Linked DNA regions of Homo sapiens: region 2 is linked to region 1. A link is an interaction called in ENCODE POLR2A ChIA-PET data of the cell type or tissue named here. Cell type or tissue: CD4-positive, alpha-beta T cell. All regions are shown on one strand. Links, peaks and the distances in the headings refer to the core of each region. The heading gives the core; the rest is flanking DNA.

Region 1 (5,000 bases), core at 1-5,000:
CATAGAAATCACAAATGAATGAATGTGATCAAACTTGAAGGCCATTTCTAAAGAAAAGCTTTAGCTCAGACCCCATTCTGTGATTGCCTGTTAATGCCTCCTTGTGATTTCAGCGGAAATTCTAGAATTGGCCGGCAATGCCGCGAGGGACAACAAGAAGGCCCGGATAGCCCCGAGACACATCTTGCTGGCAGTTGCCAATGACGAGGAGCTCAACCAGGTATGTCTGAAGCCTTGAGGGAAGCCGTAGAATGGGTTTGCCAAACATGCTAATGTGTGGGCCTGGCTGGCCATGAGTCACTCCTGCTACAGTTCCCAATTACATTTATACAAAAAAAACTCAGGCCATATAAAAGAACAAATTCTGCTAGCTCTTATCATTCAGATTCAAAATAAAATTGCCTCTGGCATAGATCTCATTATATATTCTAGGTCTTATCAGACCTTTCTTTTCTCTTTGAAGACAAGTTCTGTGTGTTGCTGAGGAAGGTGTGGCACAAATGTTATTCTCTTCACTTTCTTCACCCAAACTTAGTTGACAGTTTTTTCTGATGAAGGCAGAAGACTCTTTATATTTTAGAACTGACTGTTTATATTCTGAAACTGACTCCAAAGTCAAGCGAATACCCCCTTTTCACCTACAGTATATGTAAGGTGGTAGGTAAATAGTATAAGAATTTTTATTTCTGTTTCTTTTCATTTATCTTTATTTTCTAATCTCACTCTTCTCAAACTGTAGTGAAGAAGCCATTTTTATGGCCAATCCATCATGGACTGATAATTTCCAGAAATGTAATAAAAATCACTAGAAAAATTAAAAAGCAAACTACAAGCCATAATTTTTTGTTATCAGATTCAACAGATATACAATAACTGTCAGTTTGCTGTGAAAGTTTCTAGATGCTTGCTATACTTCTGTTGTCACTGACGGGTAACTACCAGTTCATGGGTGAGCCATGGTCGCAGACCATGCTTGGGGTAGTGTTGGTTTCGAATCTGCAGAATATATTAGTGGAGTAGTACGTGTCTGTTCTTTGCAGATAAATTAACTTATATTGATTGGGAGGAGCATGGCCAGACATACTTTACTGATGGAATGTATGTGCAAGCTTGTGGAGACCACTGGTTCATCATTAACTGGGTCTAGTCTTTGCAATGACCTTTGAACATCATTTTCTCAAGCTGCGCTCCCCACATGGGAAGCTTTTTATCCTGTGTTGTGTCTGGAATTCCAGAGCCCTGGGCAACATCCCTGGTTTCAACTTCTGTGTCCCTTCTATTTTGCTTTACTTCGTTTTGCTTTCTGTACAACATCACAGGATGCCTTGTTAACCTACGGAGAAATGCTCTACAACTGAAAGTGGGAAAAGCCAATTAAATGGTGTATTACGCAGTTTCTTTAGGAAAGCGGAGGCCACATTTAACAGTTAGAACCGTATTAAGTCCAGGCCAGGCACAGTGGCCCACGCCTGTAATCCCAGCACTTTGGGAGGCCAAGGCAGGTGGATCACCTGAGGTCAGCCGTTCGAGACCAGCCTGGCCAACGTGGTGAAACCCTGTCTCTACTAAAAATACAAAAATTAGCCGGGGTGGTGGCAGGTGCCTGTAATCCCAGCTGCTCAGGAGGCTGAGGTAAGAGAATTGCTTGAACCTGGAGGCGGAGGCTGCAGTGAGCCAAGATCGCGCCACTGCACTCCAGCCTGGGTGACAGAGTAAGATTCTGTATCAAAAAAAAAAAAAAAAAAGAACTGTATGAAATTGGGAACTAGCAGGCTGTTTGCTACATGAGCGCATGCATTTCTCTCTTCAGCTGCTAAAAGGAGTGACCATCGCCAGTGGAGGCGTCCTGCCCAGAATTCACCCCGAACTGCTGGCCAAAAAGCGAGGGACCAAAGGCAAGTCGGAAACGATCCTCTCCCCACCCCCAGAGAAAAGAGGCAGGAAGGCCACGTCAGGCAAGAAGGGGGGGAAGAAATCCAAGGCTGCCAAACCACGGACGTCCAAAAAGGTAGGCCGAGGCTGCGTGTCCTGGGCCAGGCACTCCCACTGCAATGGTCTGAATGTCTGTGTTCCCCCACAATTCATATGTTGAAACCTAACCCCAGAGGCATAGGATTACAAGGTGTGGGCTTTGAGAGATAACTAGATCATGAGGGCGAGTCCTCACGAATGGGAACAGTCCCCTTATAAAAGAGGCCTGAGGGAGGCAGAGGGACCCTTCTGCCATGTGAGGACACAGCTAGAAAGCGTCATCTACCAGGAAGTGAGCCCTTGCCAGACACAGAACCTGCCTGCGCCAAGGACTTCCTGCCTCCGGAACTATGAGAAACAAGTTTCTGGGCCAGGCACAGTGGCTCATGCCTGTAATCCCAACACTTTGGGAGGCCGAGGCAGGAGGATGGCTTGAGCCTAGGAGTTAGAGGCTGCAGTGAGCCATGATGGCACCACTGCACTCGAGCCTCGGTGACAGCGCAAGACCCTGTCTCTTAAACAAACAAAAAAAAAAGAAAGTGGTTTCTGTTGTTTGTGAGCCAGCCAGTCTATAGCATTTTGTTAGAGCAGCCCAGGCAGACACTAAGACGCTCACAGAACAGGAGGGAAGTTTAAAGATGAGACAATGACTTCGTAGCAGACACCTCTGAAGGACCGAGGACTCTTGCAGCTTGGTGCCGGAAGAAAATGACAAGAATGTACAGGTAAAAGAATAAAGGGCCTTTGAGGTTAGAGCTGAAATGGGTCTTCTCTAGGTTTCCAAACCCTAAGCAGGGATGGTTTTCAGATCCCTTTTACTACCCCCAGCAAAATCTGAAGTGAGCGATGATAGCCAGGAACCTGCATTTTATTTCTCTGCAGAGCTCTGTGTTGCCTTCCAAACAGCCTCTAGTCTCCTGCAGGCATTCCCTGAGTTCCGCCAGTGGAATTTCAGGTGTTTGGCATATACTTGATATACTAGGTGTTTGGGTTAGCTTGATATACTAGGTAGCTTAGCTCAGAGATGCCACTGATAGAATAATGTTTTCCTATGTTGCCCAGTACAGTAACCACTGGTCACATGTGGCTTTTTTTTTTTAAGAGACAGGGGTCTCACTCTGTCACCCAGGCTGGAGTACAGTAATGCAGTGGCGAGATCATAGCTCACTGTAGCCTCAAACTCCTGGGCTCAAGCGACCCTCCTGCCTCAGCCTCCCAAAGCATTGGAATTATAAGTGTGAGCTAAGGCACACAAGCCAAGGCTATTTGGATTTGAATTAAAACTAAATCAAATTTAAAATTCAGCTCCTTGATTGTACCAGCCACATTTCAAGCACTCAGCAACATTATTGAGGATCAAGATGAATATTTCCACGATCACAGAAAGTTCTATTGGACAACCCTACTGTAGAAGTTGTGGATGTTTCATTCCACACTGCCTCTGTGCCCCGAGAAATCCTGGGGAGAAAGAAGGCTAAGCAATGGGCTATCAACGGCCCCACCCAGCTCCGATGCTTGTCGTCGTGAGCTGCAGGCATTGAAATGAGCAAGGACAATGTGCTGGTGCACAGGGGTAGGTGAGGACTGCAGGTATGTGTGAGCCCTTTAACACACTTTCTATTTTGCTATTTTGCGGTACCCTTTTCTTTCCTTATATTGCTGACTTTTGCTCCCCTCCTTCAAGAAACAGCAGAACACATCACCTAACCACTTCCTTTCATATTCAACTTGGTGGCAGCCGTGAGAAGAGCTTAATAAAGGCACCTCAGGCTTTTTCTGGATTGGTTCTCATCTTGCCTTTTGATTTTTACCGACAGTCCAAACCAAAGGACAGCGATAAAGAAGGAACTTCAAATTCCACCTCTGAAGATGGGCCAGGGGATGGATTCACCATTCTGTCTTCTAAGAGCCTTGTTCTGGGACAGAAGGTAACAAAGAGAATTGCCTTGTGCTATATTAAAACACCACTGTATTTTTATAACCTACTGTTTACAAGCAATGATGCCTCCTTTCCTCCCCTGATAATGATTTTCACTGCAGTCTTGAATTATTCATTTTTAAACTAAAGAGCTGTGGCAGTGTCAGCATTGTGAGAGTGAGAATTGTTCTTTTTTGCTGAGAATTGTTAACGCTAACATTGGTCAGACAAGGGTGAGCATGGAAGCTCTTTCTGGTCAGTAGATAGGATGGCATTACTGGTTTTGCTGGGAATTCCCCACACCCCAGTTATTTCTACATCTGCCAAAAAAAAAATCCATAGCTAACTTTCTCAGACAGCTTCTGAGAGGCCCATCTTACATGGTTCAATGTAATTTATCAAAGAAAGAAAATAGAAATATATGTTTCCCAAATATCCTTGGTATTAGAAATGAATTATTTGCCAATAATTCAGTCTGCCTGCCTTCCTAGGCTTTAGAAAGTAAACAAACAGGGCTATGCATTTGAACAGTCTTCAGCAACACAACAGCAGCCCAACCAGACATGCAAATAATTCATTCCTACAAGTGTAAAGTTTACTGAGCAGACAATTTATCTACCAAGTCAACTGGGGCTGAAATAAGACACCCAAGGAAAGAGTCAGTTAATCATATCTCTGGTAGCTGAATGTTTCCATCTTGACAACACAGTAAGCCTCCATTCAAAGAATTGGGAAGAGTATGTTCTAAGAAGAGCATCGGTGTGGCTGGTTGCTAATTCGTCACTGATGAAAGCAGGGAAACAAAGAGGTGGAATTTATGTCCCCTCTCTGGCCTGTTCACTGTTACATGACGATTAGCTTTCTCTCACTTAGCTAAGGCAACATAAAGGTCTTGCTCACATGGGCCAACAATAGAGAATGCCCTCCATTCCACTCTACTGTGAACACATAGGATAGCAATTCCCAATGGTAGCCCCAAGACTGTGGTCTCCAAAGGGCAAGGGAGCCAGACACCCCCAGGTCAGAATCCCAGAGCCCATTACTTCTCTCCAGCAAGGTTATTGGCTTCAGAGCCCTGCCCCACAGATTTTGTGTTCTTCTAGGGAGAATG
Region 2 (5,574 bases), core at 107-5,106, 71 kb after region 1:
ATATATCTTTTAACATATTTTCCAGTTACAAGGTAAATTACATTAATAAGTAAAAATGTAGTAAAGATTAAAATGGCAAGATGCTGTCCTGCTTTGTAAAAATTTTCAGTCAAGATTTGAGTTGAGTTTGGCTATATCAGGCAAATACTTAAAAGTTCATGAATAGTTATACATTATGGCTAACTTTATCCCAGCTCAATAGGGTAATATTGAAGGGGACTTCTGTGTATTATTTAATGCAACTTTTGACAAGTTTGAAATTACTTAAAAAAATAAATGAATAAAACAACTTCACTAAAGTAATAAGATCCTAATTCTAAAATGTAAGTAATTTAAAAGGTAAAAATGACACACTGCTTTTAAAAGGAGCTGGGAGGCACAAAAAAAATAAGTCAATAAACATGCTTTCCACTGAGTCATCACTTACCTTGCTCGTGCCCACCAAGATCAAAAGTTGTAAAGGTCATTCCAGCAATTGTTAGCTCTTCTGATGCTGAAAAATTGTTTAAAAAGAAGAAAAAAACTTGTCAACTCAACAACCCCCAACTACTAGTACTATAAGCCAATATCAATGCTTTCATCTTGTAAAGAAAAAGATACAAGAAGTTGAGTGTGGTGGTACCCGCCTGTAGTTCCAGCTACTCAGGAGGCTGAGGGCAGGAGGATAATCTGAGCCCAGGATTTTTGAGACCAGCCCAGGCAACGCCCCACTCCCAACAAAGAAAAGGAATACAAGGGTGAAATGTTCTTAAACTATTCTAAAAGCCAAAGGTTTCTTTTCTTCCAAGCTATTTTCCACTTCTTAGAAGTAGGTATAGGAGAGGTGTCCCTTTACAGGACCAGTGACAACAGATAATGACAAAGTTCCAGAGGTTTAGATCTGAAAGTACATAACCTGAGTGTGTCTTACAGGGAACTTTCTCGTATGAGTTGGCTTTTGGGACTTCAGTTAATAAAAGAACTCCACCAACTAGGGATTCATCCTCCACGCCTAACACTGACCTTTAAAGATCAAAAGGTCACCTGATATTTTCAAACCTACTCGGATGTAGTGTTGGAACATGTTGGCCCAATCTGTCATCTTTGAGCATGTGAAGAAGAGTGGTTTTGCCTGCATTATCCAAACCTAAGAATACAAGTTTTCCAGATTTCTTGTACAGTCCTAAAAGAGAAAAAAATTGTTAACACATTTGCTCTCTACAGACCAAAGCCTATTTGTAGTTAAATTACTGAGGGAAAGGCACAAACTTTGAAACCTGTATTTCAAGGAAATGGCTTTACCTAGGAACTGGAGCACACTGCTGAAGCCATTGTAGATCCACTCAAAGATGAAAGACATTATTAATGCTTACTACCTGTATAAAATATGAAAGTAGCAAACATTAGCTTTCTGAATGACAGTACAATTGTGGAGAGGTTAACTCTTGTTCCCTAGCCATGATGCACATTTATAGTCTCTTGTTTTCGGGAATAAGAAAGCAGGCCAGGCATGGTGGCTCACACCTGGAATCCCAGCATTTGGGAAAGCCAAGGCAGGCGGATCACTTGAGCCCAGGAGTTCACAACTGGCCTGGGCAAGAAAGCTGGACTCAATCTCTACAAATAACTAAAAAAATAGCTGGACATAATGACACACACCAAGAGTCCCAGCTACTCAGGAGGGTGAGACAGAAGAATTACTTGAACCCAGGGGTTTGAGGCTGCAGTGAGGCATGACGGTGCCACTGCACTCACTTGGGCAACAGAGGGAGACTCTGATAAAAAAGACAGGACAGGACAGGAGAAAGGAAAGGGAAGGGAAAGGGAAAGGGAAAGGGAAAAGGAAAGGGAAAGGGAAAGGGAAAGGGAAAGGAAAGGAAAGGAAAAGAAAAGAAAAGAGAGGGGAGGGGAGGCGGGGCAGGGGAGGAGGGGGAGGGGAGGAGGGGAAGGGGAGGAGGGGATGGAAGGGGAGGGGAGGAAGCAAAGTAAAGAGAAACTAATATTCTTTCTTGACACAGATTTTGCAATCTGGAGGAGAGTCTAGAATCCTTATATGTGCAAAAATAACTTGTTTCCTAATAGTTTTTGATCTATGATACTCAGAGAACTAGGAGTTAAAAATATAAAGGCATACCTCATTTGATGATACTTTGTGGATCCTGAGGTTTTCTGGTTTTTTTACAAATTGAAGGTTGGAAGCAGCCCTGAGTTGAGTAAGTGTATCAGTACCATCTTCTAACAGCATGTGCTCCCTTCATGTCTCTATGTTACATTTTGGTAATTCTCACACAATATTTCAAACTTTTTCATTATTCTTATATCTGTCATCATGATCTATGATCAGTGATCTTTGGTATTACTAGTATAATTGTTTTGTTGTGCCACAAACCACAACCATAGAAGACAGCAAACTTGACTTCCTCCACAGTCCTGCCCCCACCCCAAGCCTCCCTATTCTCCAAGTGAAAGTAACAGGTCTCTCCCTTGAAAGCAAAAGTTAGAAATGATTAAGCTTAGTGACGAAGACACATCAAAACCTGAGATAAGCCAGAAGCTAGGCCTCTTGCACTCAACAGTTACCCAAATTGCAAATGCAAAGGAAAAGTTCTTGAAGAAAATTAAAAGTGCTACTCCAGCAAACCCATGAACGTCAAGAAAATGAAACAGCCTTATTGCTGATAAAAAATAATAATAAAATAAAAACACGAGGTAAAAAAGCAAGTGCTGATGTAGAAGCTGCAGCAAGATAACTGATGAAGGTGGGTGGCTACACTAAACAACACATTTTCAATGTAGGCAAAACAGCCTTCTATTTGAAAAGCCATCTAGGACTTTCATAGCTAGAGGGGAGATGTCATTGCTTGGCTTCAAAGCTTCAAGGGGCAAGCTGACTCTCTTGTTATGGGCTAATGCAAGGTGACTTTACGTTGAGGCCAATATTCATTTACCATTCTGAAAATCCTAGGACCCATACTCATTTACCATTCTGAAAATCCTAGGACCCATACTCATTTACCATTTTGAAAATCCTAGGGCCCTGAAGAATGACACTAAATCAGTCCAAGTGGAGCAAGTGAGCGAGCAGAGTGGTTGTGTGGTTGCGTCTCGGAAACCAGTAGCACTTGCAGCATGGCTGACCAACTGACTGAGGAGCAGATTGTAGAATTCAAAGAAGTTTTTTCACTATTTGACAAAGATGGTGATGGAACTATAACAACAAAGAAACTAGGAACTGTAATGAGGTCTCAGGCAGAATCCCACAGAAGCAGAGTTACAGGACATGATTAATGAAGTAGATGCTGATGGTAATGGCACAATTGACTTCCCTGAATTTCTGACAATGATGGCAAGAAAAATGAAAGACACAGACAGTGAAGAAGAAATTAGAGAAACATTCTGTGTGTTTGATAAGGATGGCAATGGCTATATTAGTGGTGTAGAACTTCACCATGTGATGACAAACCTTGGAGTGAAGTTAACAGATGAAGAAGTTGATTAAATGATCAGGGAAGCAGATCCTGATGGTGATGGTCAAGTAAACTATGAGTTTGTACAAATGATGACAGCATAATGAAGACCTTGTACAGAATGTGTTAAATTTCTTGCACAAAACTGTTTATTTGCCTTTTGTTTGTAACTTATCTGTAAAAGGCTTCTCCCTACTGTCAAAAAAAAATATGCATGTATGGTAATCAGGACTTCATTCCTCCATGTGTTCTTCCCTTACTGTCATTGCCCTGAAACCTTATTTTAGAAAACTGATGAAGTAACATGTTGCCTGTGGCTTACTCCGGATATATCTAAGCCCTTCTGCACATCTAAACTTAGGTGGAGTTGGTCAAATAAGGGAACATCCGGGTTATGCCTTTTTTTAAAGTAGTTTTCTTTAGGAACTGTCAGCATGGTGTTGAAGTATGGAGTTGTAACTCTGTGTGGACTACGGACAGCCAACAATATGTACTTAAAAGTTGCACTACTGCAGAATGGGTGTATTATCCAGGTACTCCCAGGTACCTCACACACTGTTTTTTCTGTACTGCTGGTCCTGTACCAGAAACATTTTCTTTTACTGTTACTTGCTTTTTAAACTTTGTTTAGCCACTTAAAGAAAATGTGCTTATGGCACAATTTGCCTCAAATCCATTCCAAGTTGTGTATTTGTTTTCCAATTAAAAAAATTACAATTAAAAAAAGAATTATACTAAATCTACTCTGCCTACCACACATCTGTTTACAGCATGGTTTACTAAGTATTTTAAGCCCACTGTGAAGACCTATTGCTCAGAAAAAAAGATTTGAAGATATTACTGCTCATTGACAACGCACCTGGTCACCCATGGGCTTTGATGGAGGTGCAGAAAGAAGTTAATGTTGTTTTAATGTCTACTAACAACATCCATTCTGCTTCCCATGGATCAAGGAGTATTTTCGATTTGCCAGTCTTTCATTTAAGAAATATATTTCCTTTGGGAGGCCGAGGCGGGCGGATCACGAGGTCAGGAGATCGAGACCATCCCGGCTAAAACGGTGAAACCCCGTCTCTACTAAAAATACAAAAAATTAGCCGGGCGTAGTGGCGGGCGCCTGTGGTCCCAGCTACTTGGGAGGCTGAGGCAGGAGAATGGCGTGAACCCGGGAGGCGGAGCTTGCAGTGAGCCGAGATCCCGCCACTGCACTCCAGCCTGGGCGACAGAGCGAGACTCCGTCTCAAAAAAAAAAAAAAAAAAAAAGAAATATATTTCACAAAGCCATCAATGCCATAGACTGATTTCTCTGCTGGATCTGGGCAAAGTAAACTGAAAACCTCCTGGAAAGGAGTCACCATTCTAGGTACCAGTAAGAACAGTTATGATTCACGGGAAGAGGTCAAAATATCAATATTAACAGGAGTTAGGAAGACAGTGATTCCAACCCTCGTGGAAAACTTTGAGGGGTTCGAGACTTTGGAGGAAGAAGTAACCTTAGATGTGGTAGAAACAGCAAGAGAACTAGAATTAGAAGTAGAGCCTGAAGATGTGACAACTGCTGTAATTTCATGATCAAACTAATGGATAAAGAGATGCTTCTTATGGATAAGCAAAAAAAGTGGTTTTTTTGAGATGGAATCTAGTCCTGGTGAAGATGCTATGAATACTGTTGAAATGACACCAACAATTTAGAAAATTACAAAAACTTACTTGAGTTTACATAAACTTACTTGAGCAGCAGCAGGGTTTAAGAGGACTGGTTCCAATTTTGAAATAAATTCTGCTTTGGGTAAAATGCTATCAAACAGCATTGCATGCTACAGAGAAATCTTTCTTGAAAACAAGCATTAACTGATGCAACAAACTTCCTTGTTGTCTTATTTTAAGAAACTGCCACAGCCATCCCAACCTTTAGCAATCATCAACCTGATCAGTCAACAGCTATCAACGTGGAGTAACATGGAGGTAAGATCCCCAACCAGCAAAGAGGTTATGACTCGCAGAAGGCTCCGATGCTTGTTAGCATTTTTTAGCCATAAAGTATTTTTTAAATAAGGTACGTATTTTCTAAGACGTAATGCTACTGTACACTTAACAGACTACAGTATAGTGTAAACGTAACTTTTAT

Evidence for each region. ChIA-PET counts read pairs that join two places held together with the same protein. Peaks named below come from ENCODE experiments on the same cell type or tissue, not always from the same donor. Only the 100,000 strongest peaks of a DNase experiment are listed, where the experiment ranks them.
Region 2: POLR2A ChIA-PET joins it to region 1 with 5 read pairs; 13 of 35 experiments call an interaction of 5 or more read pairs at or near these places.

What each region holds. Positions count from the first base shown.
Region 1 is chr10:70,089,947-70,094,946 of GRCh38, forward strand. MACROH2A2 (macroH2A.2 histone) reads left to right here. Exons shown (of 9, transcript NM_018649.3): 3 at 114-220; 4 at 1,811-2,008; 5 at 3,789-3,899. Among named protein-coding and RNA genes, the nearest start is that of MACROH2A2, 40 kb to the left of the region's middle. RefSeq lists an enhancer at 1,092-1,236 and a cis regulatory region at 1,157-1,170. In CD4-positive, alpha-beta T cell, for the core only: no CTCF peak of the experiment used is centred there; DNase peaks (open chromatin) are centred at 2,285 and 3,665; H3K4me3 peaks cover 2,429 bases; H3K27ac peaks cover 2,169 bases.
Region 2 is chr10:70,160,577-70,166,150 of GRCh38, forward strand. It overlaps SAR1A (secretion associated Ras related GTPase 1A), which reads right to left. Exons shown (of 7, transcript NM_020150.5): 2 at 1,282-1,355; 3 at 1,043-1,162; 4 at 428-493. The coding sequence starts at 1,339. It also overlaps the pseudogene CALM2P2. Among named protein-coding and RNA genes, the nearest start is that of SAR1A, 7.2 kb to the right of the region's middle. RefSeq lists an enhancer at 3,815-3,894. In CD4-positive, alpha-beta T cell, for the core only: no CTCF peak of the experiment used is centred there; a DNase peak (open chromatin) is centred at 2,425; H3K4me3 peaks cover 782 bases; H3K27ac peaks cover 2,008 bases.